Regions from separate parts of the Homo sapiens genome. Here region 2 is linked to region 1. The links are chromatin contacts, found by Hi-C or POLR2A ChIA-PET in ENCODE. All regions are on one chromosome and are shown on one strand. Each heading gives the region's core, a stretch centred on a gene start or an enhancer-like site at or near the end of the contact. The rest is flanking DNA. Distances are from core to core; before and after follow the strand shown. Region 1 has its middle 36 kb from the start of RNF6. Region 2 has its middle 81 kb from the start of WASF3.

What was found. A loop is a pair of places that touch in the nucleus more often than their neighbours do. ChIA-PET counts read pairs that join two places held with the same protein, here RNA polymerase II (POLR2A). Pooled maps may share reads with other maps.
Region 2: a loop to region 1 is called in a map of heart right ventricle, with 5 times the contacts of the local background. The contact joins two enhancer-like sites. A Hi-C loop is called at or near these places in 30 of 168 maps with a recorded cell type or tissue (B cell, CD4-positive, alpha-beta T cell, CD4-positive, alpha-beta memory T cell and 21 more), 24 of 37 single-sample maps with no recorded cell type and 23 of 50 pooled maps. POLR2A ChIA-PET finds 5 or more read pairs at or near these places in 10 of 52 experiments (B cell, CD4-positive, alpha-beta T cell, CD4-positive, alpha-beta memory T cell and 6 more).

Annotation. Positions count from the first base shown.
Region 1 is chr13:26,183,519-26,189,705 of GRCh38, reverse strand. It overlaps a transcript of RNF6 not described here. Among named protein-coding and RNA genes, the nearest start is that of RNF6, 36 kb to the left of the region's middle. RefSeq lists enhancers at 3,292-3,341, 3,392-3,561. Within about 2 kb of position 3,130, at least 34 of the 41 ENCODE cell types and tissues checked have a DNase peak (open chromatin) inside an H3K27ac peak, as active enhancers do; they include heart right ventricle, where a contact is called at or near this core.
Region 2 is chr13:26,473,610-26,479,796 of GRCh38, reverse strand. No RefSeq gene overlaps it. Among named protein-coding and RNA genes, the nearest start is that of WASF3, 81 kb to the left of the region's middle. RefSeq lists an enhancer at 3,291-3,585. Within about 2 kb of position 3,501, at least 4 of the 41 ENCODE cell types and tissues checked have a DNase peak (open chromatin) inside an H3K27ac peak, as active enhancers do; they include heart right ventricle, where a contact is called at or near this core.

The sequences.
Region 1 (6,187 bases), core at 1,881-4,380:
GTGGATGAATGCTACCTGTCTCAAACTCAGTCTGAAGTTTCATCATCCAATGTGCTGAGGATGAAGCTAAATCACTTTCTACCCCTCTGGATTCTGTAAAAGGAAGCCTGAAGCAAAAACAGGCAGAGTTTCCTTAAGATTGGGGCAAACTGCCTTTAAATGAGAATAGTTTCCCTTCTGAAAGTTTTAGGAGTTTTCCATTTCCTCCTTGGCATGAAATATGAAATTTCGTATGAACACAGATATACATAAACAAAAAATGTAGCCATTGATAGGTTTATTCCAACTCACACTAAGCCTGTTATTTGATTTAGAGTAATTGAGGCAAGGTGGCATATTTTCATCCAACGATCTATTACAATAGGAAGCGTTTTTTTTGAGATGGAGTCTGGCTCTGTCGCCCAGGCTGCAGTGCAGTGGCATGACCTTGGCTCACTGCAACCTCCGCCTCCCGGGTTCAAGCGATTCTCCTGCCTCAGCCTTCCCAGTAGCTGGGACTACAGGTGCCCGCCACCACACCCAGCTAATTTTTGTATTTTAGTAGAGACATAGTTTCACCATGTTGGCCAGGCTGGTCTCAAACTCCTGACCTCAGGTGATCCACCTGCCTCGGCCTCCCAAAGTGCTGGGATTACGGGCGTTAGCCACCATCCCTGGCTACTAGGAATATTTTGATTCTATCTTACATTTAAGAAAGCTCCCTCTTACTTCATGGGAGTGTAAGCCTTTGAGTCTACAATAATCAGTTTGCATACAACCTCTTCAGAAATCTGTTCTGAGCCGGGCGCAGTGGCTCATGCTTGTAATCCCATCACTTTGGGAGGCCAAGGTGGGCAGATCACGAGGTCAAGAGATTGAGACCATCCTGGCCAACATGTTGAAACCTCATCTCTACTAAAAATACAAAAATTAACCGGGCATGGTGGCATGTGCCTGTAGTCCCAGCTACTTGGGAGGCTGAGGCAGGATAAGTGCTTGAACTGAAGAGGCAGAGGTTGCAGTGAGCCGAGATCATGCCACTCCAGCCTGGCAACAGAGTGAGACTTCATCTCAAAAAAAAAAAAAAAAAAAAAAAAAAAAAAGCTCTTTTGACTTGTCCAACTAAAGCCCCCACTAAAAGGGAGAGAACAGCTGCAGCTTTCACCTAAACTCCCCTCAGTCTTCACTTCTGTGTGTCACCTGCTTCTGGCTTATGCAGTGACTGGAATTTTTGGTTATATTTGTTTTGGAAAGTAAAATGTAAATTCAGCCAGACTCTTGATAATTCCAGTAGTTATTCAACAGTGATCAGTGCGTTTTGACTACAGATTCACTGGTCTCAAGAGTCAGTTGCCCTTCCTCTGTGCCACAATTAAGTCCTTGTCTATGTCTGTCACAAGTGGGGTGGAGGATGGGGTAGAAGGGGAGGGATATTGTTATAATTGCCTCCCTTGCCACCATCAGCACTTCTCACCTGTCCTTGTGAACCACCAGTTTACACTTATAGAATCTAGTTTTGCATCAGCAATTGAGGTCACTTCGCCTTGGAGCCACTGCATCAATCTGAAAGTCTCCATGAGCCACAAGACAGTTGTGATGGTCTGGATGGCAGCCTGCAAATGAGCAGTTACACTCTCTAGAATTCCTAGACTATTAGGGCTGAAGGGACCTTGGATATTAACAGGTTCAAGTCCATTTCACCCAGATGATGAAACTGATGCCCAGACACCTACAGAATCTTGTTTTAGATCACTTGTTGACTTCTAGTTCTATTTTTTGACACCTAGTGTCCAGTGTGCTTTACACTTCAGGCCACTGTGGTCTCAAATAGAGCTAGGAACCAGGTGTGGTGGCACACGCCTGTAGTCCCAGCTAGTTGGGAGGCTGAGGCAGGAGGACTGCTTAAGCCCAACAGTTCAAGGCTGCAGTGAGCTAAGATTGCACCACTGCACTCCATCCTGGGCAACAGATAGAGACTGTCTTAAAAAACCCCCAAAATCAAATAGAGCTGGGGCTAAACATTTAATAAACTCCAGCCTCTGGAGTCCAAGAGATCTGCATTTGAATCCTGACTTTGCCACTGATTGGCAATAAGACCTTGGGTACGTTACTTAACCATTAACATACCCACTAAGTCACCCAATAAGCTTCCAGAACTTGGCCTAATCCCTGGGGAGGGGACCGCAGGAAGAACTAGGGTAATTTTTCTTTTATAACCAGTTCACCAGAGGGGGCCAGGGAAGGGTGGTCGTATGTAGCCCAGAGGAGTCAGAAATTCACCTGAAATCCAGAAAAGAGGCATTTTTCTTGCACACCAGAGCTCACGGGCTGACATTCTCACACTGGACATCCCAGTAAGCCTCCTGCTCCGCGATCCCCAAGGCCATCAGCCTTGCCTGACCTCCAAACGTTTCCCCCTTCTTGTGCCGGCTTAATTTTCCAGGGCTTTCCCCCTTTCTATTCGTCTCCTATCAGGTTCCCGGTCCGAAGGCTAGGACGCCCCACGTCGCAGCCAGGAGCAGAGGCGCCCAAGGTGGCGGTACAAGCCGTCTTCAGGCCTGTGGCCCCACTGATGGCAGAAACAGGAAGCGGGGACAGCCCCAGTCCCGGACCTCAGGCCAAGCAAGGCTCTAGAAAGGTCCCTGACGCTTGCCGGGCGCGGTGGCTCATGCCTGTAATCTCAGCACTTTGGGAGGCCGAGGTGGGTGGATCACGAAGTCAGGAGATCGAGACCATCCTGGCTAACACGGTGAAACCCCGTCTCTACTAAAAATACACAAAATTAGCCGGGCGTGGTGGCGGGCGCCTGTAGTCCCAGCTACTCGGGAGGCTGAGGCAGGAGAATGGCGTGAACCTGGGAGGCGGAAATTGCAGTGAGCCGAGATCGCGCCACTACACTCCAGCCTGGGCGACAGAACGAGACTCCGTCTCAAAAAAAGAAAAAAAAAAAAAGAAGAAGAAAGGTCCCTGACGCTTCCCTGCCCTCCCCGGAGCCGGCGCTCTAGCGCCCCCGGGATCGACGGTCAGCACAGCGAAGGAACGCGCTACCTGTGGCCGAAGGTATAGCGCCGCTGCGGGCCCTGTGAGAGCTGAGAAGACGACGGCGGCCGAGGAGGCCCAATTCCGAGGCTCGGCCCCGTCAGGGTCCGCGCTGGCGGTGTGCGCGTGTACGTGCGCTCGTGCACGTGCATGTGTGTGCGCGCGCCCTAACAGACCTGCTCCGAAGCGTCTCCGCTGACTGCCAGTCGGTAGCGCGACTGGCTGCGGGGCCCACGTGCCACGCAGACGCCCCCCGGCGCGTCCCGCTCTTGCTCTGCGGCCCAACGAGCGCGTTCCTGCCGCGGGACAGCCTTGCAGAGAAACGCGGTCTTACACACGCACTGGCCTCCCGGTCTGGGTTTTTAACTGCTCAAAGCTCCACGCGCCCTGGCGTCTCCACACGGCACTCCAGATGTGTCAGATTTCCAGAAATGTTTTGATCGCTTGCTTTCACTTCTCTTTTTAAGATCTGTTTTTGAACTTTTCCTCTGCGTTGTGTGTATCATGACTCTGACACGTTTTAGGGCCGCGAGGCGGGTGATGAAGCTTTGACATGGGCGCCTTGGTGAATGACCTGAATTCTTACTCCCGAGTAAATCGTCTGACTGGCTTCCCTATCGCATTTTAGGGTTAAAACATACATTTTGTGTTTGTTTCATATCTATGTTTATGTAGACTGCAAGTTTCATAAGGGCACGGGGTGGGAGGGGCTATGGCTCTTTTGCCTCTTACTGTATTTTCAGAACCTAGCAGAAGCTAGGACATAGTGTGTGTTCTCTAAATAGATATTGAATGTGAGGGAGGAAGGAACTTTCCAGAAGTGTGACCTTTGGTTTTGGAAAGGCACAAGGTTCGTAGTTAGGCGTAGAGAACACAAGTTTAGAATCATGGCCTCTACACTTCTGTTGACAATGCATTACTTTAAGTAACAACTTTTTTTTGAGACAGGGTTTCGCTCGTTTTGCCCAGGCTGGAGTGCAGTGGCACGATCTCGGCTCACTGCAACCTCCGCCTCCCGGGTTCAAGCGATTCTCCTGCCTCAGCCTCCCAAGTAGCTGTGATAACAGGCGCCTGCCACCACGCCAGGCTAATTTTTTGTATTTTTAGTAGAGACGGGGTTTCACCATGTTGGCCAGGATAGTCTCGATCTCTTGACCTCGTGATCCGCCCACCTCGGCCTCCCAAAGTGCTGGGATTACAGGCGTGAGCCACTGTGCCCAGCCAAGTAACAACTTTTTTTAAAAAAAATGCACTTCAAATGTATATGTATATGTATTTATTTATAAGTTATAAAAATGTAATGCATGCTCATATATATATTTATGTATTATTACAAAGAGCACACCAAATAGAAATTTTAAAAAGCTAAAATAAAAATAATACCTTGGTCGGGGATGATGGCTCATGCCTGTAACTCCAGCACTTTTGGAGGCCGAGGCGGTCAGATAGCTTGAGCCCATTAGTTCGAGACCAGCGTGGGCAGCATAGTGAGATCCCATCTGTACAAAAAATAATTTGAAAAAATTAGCCGGGCATGGTGGTGTGCGCCTGTTGTCCCAGCTGCTTGGGAGGCTGAGGTGGGAGAATGGCTTGATCCTGGGAAGTTGAGGCTGCAATGAACCGTGTTTGTGCCACTTCACTACAGCTTGGGGTGGCTGAGTGAAATCCTGTCTTAATAGTCAATCAATCAATCAATCAATAAAATGATAACAATACCTACAAGTTCTAAAATAATTTCCTGCAGCGCACTTTGGAGCTCACTAGGTAGACAGTTTGTAGGGAGAGGGCTGCCCTCTACTGGTGGAGGGCAGCTAAGGACATTTGCTTTGGATCGCCTGCCTTCTGCAGGAGTCCACAGATTTATCCTTTGTGGCCTGCACAGTGTGTATGCTTAGCATTCAATCTACGTTATTTTCACTCATAGAAAATGTAAGGTGAGGCATTGTTTTAAGCCAGAACAGCTTTAAAAGGCAGAGATACTCGTATTGTGCAGTCATTATGGACCAGGAAACGTTGAAACATCTGCGAGTAGAAGTGACTCAAAACTGAATGTTCGTCTCTGTAACATCATGGCCAATACTCAATAAAGGGGAAACAATTAGATAATCTGTTCTCATATGTCAAGTCTTACAAATCTTTTTACTTTGAAGACAACTAAATTATACTGTTGTAGTTTTGATAGCAGAATATGCCCTGCTGATTTTTAAGCCTTAGAGACTTCTAGAGCAAAAAGCATAAAACAGATTTTTATACAACAACATGTCTTTTTCACTTGAGAGTTCAGTGTTCGAAGACTTTTAAAGTGCCTTTATGCAGAGGCTAAACTGAGGGAGACTGATTAGAATATAATTTGAGGCGGCCGGGCGCGGTGGCTCACGCCCGTAATCCCAGCACTTTGGGAGGCCGAGACGGGCGAATCACGAGGTCAGGAGATCGAGACCATCCTGGCTAACAGGGTGGAACCCCGTCTCTGCTAAAAATACAAAACATTAGCCTGGCGTGGTGGGTGGCGGGCACCTGTAGCCCCAGCTACTCGGGAGGCTGAGGCAGGAGAATGGCGTGAACCTAAGGAGACGGAGCTTGCAGTGAGCCGAGATCGTGTCACTGCACTCCAGCCTGAGCAACAGAGCGAGACTCTGTCTCAAAAAAAAAAAAAAAAAAAAAAAAAATATATATATATATATATATATATATATTTTATTTATCTGCTGGTGGAGGGCAGCTCCACCAGTATGTATATATATGAATAATTATAAAAAAATAAATATTGTATATATTACATATATAAATAAGTATAAAAAAACCTATATTTTATATATATAAAAATATATAAATAATTCGAGGAATATATTGTAGATTTTTTATGAATTTTCAAGCAAAGTAATCTATACTTTCTGTGAGAATATGAGTGAAAAGTATAGCACAGAATGCAGTTAACCATGAAATTGTTTGCTAAGCTGCGAATTGTATATATAAATAATTCAGTTGCTATTCTGTATTAGTCCAAAACTATTTTTTACTGCATGGCTAACATTCCATTTTACCTTCTCAGTTTCACTTCTGCAAAAAGTAATATGTTTCAGAATCTGTTTAAGCTGCTCCTACCTTCAAGTTGCTCACAATCTACTATGGATATACGCAGGGAGGCAAATGATCATAAGTGAATTAG
Region 2 (6,187 bases), core at 2,252-4,751, 290 kb before region 1:
TTCTGCGTGTGTCTGTGAACTCTTCTGGCTACTTGTGGTCAACTTTTGGCCCCTGACACTTCCCTCCCCCACTCTGAACACAAGCCCACAGCACCACTTGCTCATGGGAGCCTGTGTGGGTCGTATTGTCCCTGGGGCCTGGCACTACACCACTCCGGCATGGTAGACCAGCAGGCAGGTTTACAGTGTGGGAAACACAATCCTCAGAATGAGATTGGCCCTGAATCCATTTTTTTTTTTTGAGACAGGGTCTCGCTCTGTCACCAGGCTGGAGTGCAGTGATGCCATCTCGGCTCACTGCAACGTCTGACTCCCTGGTTCAAGTGATTCTCCTGCCTCAGCCTCCTGAGTAGCTGAGATTACAGGCGCCCACCACCATGCCCAGCTAATTTTTGTATTTTTAGTAGAGACGTGGTTTCACCATGTTGTCCAGGATGGTCTCAATCTCCTGACCTCGTGATCCGCCTGCCTCAGACTCCCAACGTGCTTGGATTACAGGCGTGAGCCACCGCACCAGGCCCTGAATCCAATTTTAAGAGATTGACATTGCTGTATAATCCAGCCGTGGCATTCAGGATTTTGGACATCCAGGTGGGGAACGTAATGATGAGCACAGAGATGTTTCCTTGAAAGGAGGGACCCTTGCCTGAGAAGGAAAGCCTGTGGCTGCCTCTGACCCAGTTGGTCATCTTGGGACGGGTGCTATGGTCCCAGGGGGCTTTGTGGAGCAGGTCACCGCCATCATCATCATCACAGAGGACTTTTGTGACATGAAGCTGAAGTCCACAGCTCAATGGGGACCTGTGATGAGCTCTGGAGACCCATGAAGAGGGAAAAGCAAATTAAAGATTAAAGCCATTATGAGATACTAGTACTCACTCACCAGGATGTCTAAATAAAAATCATGGACAATAAGTGCTGGCAAGGATATGGAGCAATAGGAAGCCTCATAAATTGCTGATGGGAATGTATTAAAATGAGTGGCAAAAAGAGCAATTACTTTTGCGCCAACCTAGTAAGTTGATACAACCACTTTGGAAAACTTGTTGGCATGTTTACCTACAGCCGATTGTATGCATATTCTACGACTTAGCAGTTCCACTCCTATCTTAAGTGCATGCACTGTGCACCAAAAGACATGTGCAAAATTGTTTGGAGATGCACGATTTGTAATTGTCCAAACCTGGAAACCTATTTGTCCATCAAGATTTGAATAAGCCAGTAAAAGGTGGGATATTCTCACAATGGAATACTATTCATCTATGGTTCTCAAAAGTGTGGCATCAGCCAGCCTAGGCAACATGGTGAAACCCCGTCTCTACAAATAATACAAAAATTAGCCTGGAGTGGTGGTACACACCGATAGTCCCAGCTCCTCAGGAGGCTGAGGTGGGAGGATTGTTTGAGTCTGGGAGGTCAAGACTGCAATGAATCATGATTGCACCACTACACTCCAACCTGAGCAACAGAGCGAGACCCTGTCTTAAAAAATAAAGTGCGGGCCAGGCGCAGTGGCTCACTCCTGTCATCCCAGCACTTTGGGAGGCTGAGGCGGGCAGATCACGAGGTCAGGAGATCAAGACCATCCTGGCTAACATAGTGAAACCCCATCGCTACTAAAAATACAAAAAAATTAGCTGGGCATGGTGGCGGGTGCCTGTAGTCCCAGCTACTTGGGAGGCTGAGGCAGGAGAATGGCGTGAACCCAGGAGGCGGAGCGTGCAGTGAGCTGAGATTGTGCTGCTGCACTCCAGCCTGGGCGACAGAGTGAGACTCTATCTCAAATAAATAAATAAATAAATAAATAATAAAGTGCGGCATCAGTATCGCAGGACAATCTGTTAGCATACTCTGGAATTTTATCTCAGACCTCCTGGGTCAGAAACTCTGGGGGTGGGGCCAGCAATCTTGTGTTTTAGCCAGCCCTGCAGGTGACTTTGATGCGGGCTAAAGTTTGAGAACCTGCTGTACAGCAACAAGACTGAAGAAACTACAACTCCAAGCAAAAACATGAATCTCAGCCATAATGTTGAGCAAAAGATGTCAGACCCAAAAAAGTGCATGTTGGAAGATTCCATTTATACGGAGCTCAAAAACAGGCAGAACTGTTTTGTGCTGCTAGAAGTCAGTTATGGGTGAGGCCTGTGAAGCACCTAGAACAAAATGTAAGGGGCTAGACGTGCTTGACCTTGAGAGGGGAGGCCTCCTTACACTGTGCACCCCAGGCTCCTCAACCTTTCCCAACCTTGGTCAGAGTGGTGATTATTCTGGATGGTGTGGGCTAAAGACTTCACACATACTTGAAGGTGAGTGATCCAGGGTAATCCGTGAGGGCATCCAGGCATTACTATTGTTCTGTGTCTCCATCCGGGTGCTGTGTGCACCAGGGTGTTCAGTTCCTAAATATTCTTCAACCTGTACACTTACGGCTGGTGCACTTTTCTATATATAAGTATGGAATAATCTTTCAATAAAAGATTACATATCCAATGGGAATGATGCCCTCATTTCAGGATGAATGGCCTTGGAGTCATTGCTTTCATGCCATCATGGGTCGAGTGTCTGTGTGTGTGTGAGTGTGTGAGTGTGTGTGTGTGAGTGAGTGTGTGAGAGTGTGGGTGAGTGTGTGTGTGAGTGTGTGTGTGTGTTTTAATGGGCTTAGAAAATAGAAAAAAAAATTCAGGGTCAAATCTAGTAGATTATACATAAAAAAATTTTTTCTAAAAAATGACATGGGGTTTCCGATGTAGCTTAAATGGACTCTAAAGGCCTTTGCCAAGAGAAGGGAGTTCCAAGTGTGCTCTGAGTGTGGGAAAAGCTTTGGAATGAGAGTATAACTTCCCAAGGGGCTTCTCTGAGGGGCCCCTCCCTGAAGCCTGTGATTTCTGGCACAGGCACTAACAGATCAGCCAGTGAAGTGTCCCCATCCCGTACCACCTGCATTCTCAGAAAGTGGTGGTTTCTACTTGACTCCGTACTTCTGTTTAACTTCATGCCTTGGTGAGCTCTATGGATGGCTTGTTTTACCTGGTCTTTGAATGCAAAGGGGAATTGTCTCCCCAGGCCGTGCTGCGAGCAGCTGGGCTGGAGTCAGTGACAACACACAGAGGAAGCCAGATCTCGGGAATCCAAAGCATTCTGTGCAGACTCTGAAGGAAACAGGAACAGATAATTCTAGCAACTCCCGCCTGGATGTGGGGATGACTCTGATGGAGGAGAGGGCTGTTGGCCAGAACAAACCCCCGCTGGCTCCTGACACTGGCCCTGGAGCCAGGCAGCGGTTGATTTCTGAATAAAGTTGCCTCCGGAAGCAGAGTGACAAATAGCTCCCTAGCTCTGACTTTGAATAAAAAAGCATGAATGCCGCAGGAAAGCCCTGCAGCTTCCTGTGTGACGGAAGAGGGCTCAGCCCAGCCTGCCCGCTGCCCTCCCTAGGTTCTAACCTACCCTGAGGACAGTCCCCGCCCCTGACCGCCGCCCTGCGGACCCCGCTTCTGACCCTGCCGAGGTCAGCAGGGACGCGGTGACCCAGTGCTCCTGCACAGGAAATACAGTGACCTAACCAGGCCTGGCAGAAGGACCGGTCAATGTGGTGAGCAGCCAATGGAGAATAGCTCTGTCTCTCTCAGCATTACTTCACTGTCTAAACGCCCCTGGAATTCTATTGGATACCTAAGTATTTCAGCAAATGTGCTATCCCACTCTTCCTCTAAAGTCAGCGCCTGCTGTCATTCAGTTCAGCATCCAGGTGCTTACGTGAGGAATCAGCCGTAGTTGCTTTGTCTGCCAGTCTGTCTAGCAGGGACCACCTCCTTCCACCCCCGAAGCCTCAGCCTCACCCAAGCCCTGCCCCCTCCCTGGGGTGTGGCCACAGCCTTGTTCCCATCCTTGCCCCCTTGCCCCATCCCACCTCTCTTCCAGGAGAAGCCAGAGCCCGGCAGACACAGCAGCGGGATCACGGCCTTCCTGAGCCCAGCCCTCCTGAGCCCAGCCCTCCTAAGCCCAGCCCTGCAGCTCCTGAACCCTCTCCATTAACCATGGGTTTCTGATGCTTTGGCCTCTTGAGGCTCTTGAGGCTCTGCTGACCTTAGAGAGGCTGCCTCTCCCCATTTAGCCAGGTCCTAGAGAGAGCAAATGACTGAGTGCAAGCACCTTTCATATGCAAAGCAATTAAGCCAGAGCTCACACCCCGCTACACCACTATGCTCCTGGCCCCTGGCCCCTTGCCCTAATCACCCCAGGGCCAGGTACCAGACAAGTAGGGACTGTCCCATGCCCAGGGCCTGCAGAAATTACTCAGACCAGCCAATCCTAAACCTGCTTACCCTGCCTTGCCTGTTCTTTCCCATGAAAATCAGAATCAACGCTCCCGCCCATGTTTCCCTCCACTCCCTCCCCCCCTTGCTTCCCCAGGGGGCCCCTACGGTGTGGAGCGCTCCCAGCTCACTTTTCAATGGCAGTCCGCTCCTGATCTGTTGGCCTTGCCATACCTGAATAATAATAAAACCTACATTCTAAAACATCCTCAGAGGGAAAGCCAAGGTCTTCATGCGGTCTAGGCTCTGCTGCCCACTCCCGGAGCCACTGGTCACATATGGTTATTGAGCATTTGAAATGTGGCTGGTCAAAACCGAGATGTGCTGTGAGTGTCAAATACACACTGGGTTTTGAAGACTTAACACAAAAGAAAGAAGAATGCAAAAAAGCTCATCCATTAGTTTTTATTATCAACTACATGTTGAAATAATAATATTGTAGATACATTGGGTCAAGTAAAACACATTGTTTCCTTGTTTGGGTTTTTTTTTTAGTACAGCTACTAGAAAATTGAAAATGACTCATGTGGCTCCCATTCTATTTTTTTTTTTTTTTTTCACAGAGTCTTGCTCTGTTGCCCAGGCTGGAGTACAATGGTGCGATTTTGGCTCACTGCAACCTCCGCCTCCTGGGTTAAAGCCATTCTCCTGCCTCAGCCTCCTGAGTAGCTTGGACTTCAGGCGCCTACCACCACACCCAGCTAATTTTTTTGTATTTTAGTAAGGATGGGGTTTCACCATGTTGCCCAGGCTGATCTCGAACTCCTGAGCTCAGGCAGTCTGCCCACCTCAGCCTCCCAAAGTGCTGGGATTACCGGCGTGAGCTACCGCGCCCAACCTCCCATTCTTTTTCCACTGGACACTGCTGGTCTAAGCATCCTTCTTGACCCACCCTGCTGCCTTTTTGTCTTCCTCTTCCCTTCTCTGTCTCTCTCACTCCATCTGCCACACGCTGCCTCCTTGCTATGCCTTGCATGCCCAGGCAGCCCGCTGTCTCAGGACCTCTGCCTGTGCCGTTCTCTCCAGCTGGAGTGAGCCTCCGGATTCCTGCAAAGCTGGCTGCCTCCCTTCCCTCTTGTCTTCGCCCTACTGTCACCTCCTCAGTGAAGCCGGCCCTGGCTTACCACTGTAAAGTATCAGCATCACCCAAATTCCTTGCTGTCTCCCTGCTTTATTCTTCGTGCTTAAATGTATCTCTAGCTAATATTTGCTCATTTATCATATGATCGATGTCTCCACCAGCACGAAAGCTCACAAAGGCAGGGATTTTTGCCTCTTTTGTTCTCTGCTGTATCCCCTGTGCCTAGAAAGAACAGTGCTTCACACACAGTCACACTCAATAAATATTTGTTGAATGAATGAATGCAGAATACAGGCTTTTAGCCTCAGGGTGCTCATTTCGAGTAAGAGAAGTCGAATATATGTGACAGATAGAAACAGTGCCAGAGGCATGGGGAAGCAGGTGAGCAGCCTTCAGGGAGTCGGGAACTGGGCCAGTGGGGCAGGCCAGCCGTGCCAGAGAGGCCCTCAGACCCACTCTGACCTGCTGCAGTCAGCAGAGGTAGGAGGAGGGTACAGCAGCTGCAAAAGTGAGAAGAGAGCATTTTCATTTTCTTAAAGCTTCCCAGAAAGTTTGTGGGACTTGCTTACTGAAATCAACCCTTGGTACTGTGGCTTATTTTTATGAGTGGAATTTGACGCAATGATGAAGAATTGGCCTGACTTGCAGGGCAAGTGGCCCAGAGGTTTCCTGTAGAGTCTCAGACTCCATCTCAGAACAATTGATTAAAATTTGCATTTTAACCACATTCCTGACAAATCCTGTGCACATTGCATGCCAAATTGTAGTGTGTGCCATGAACAGATGAACA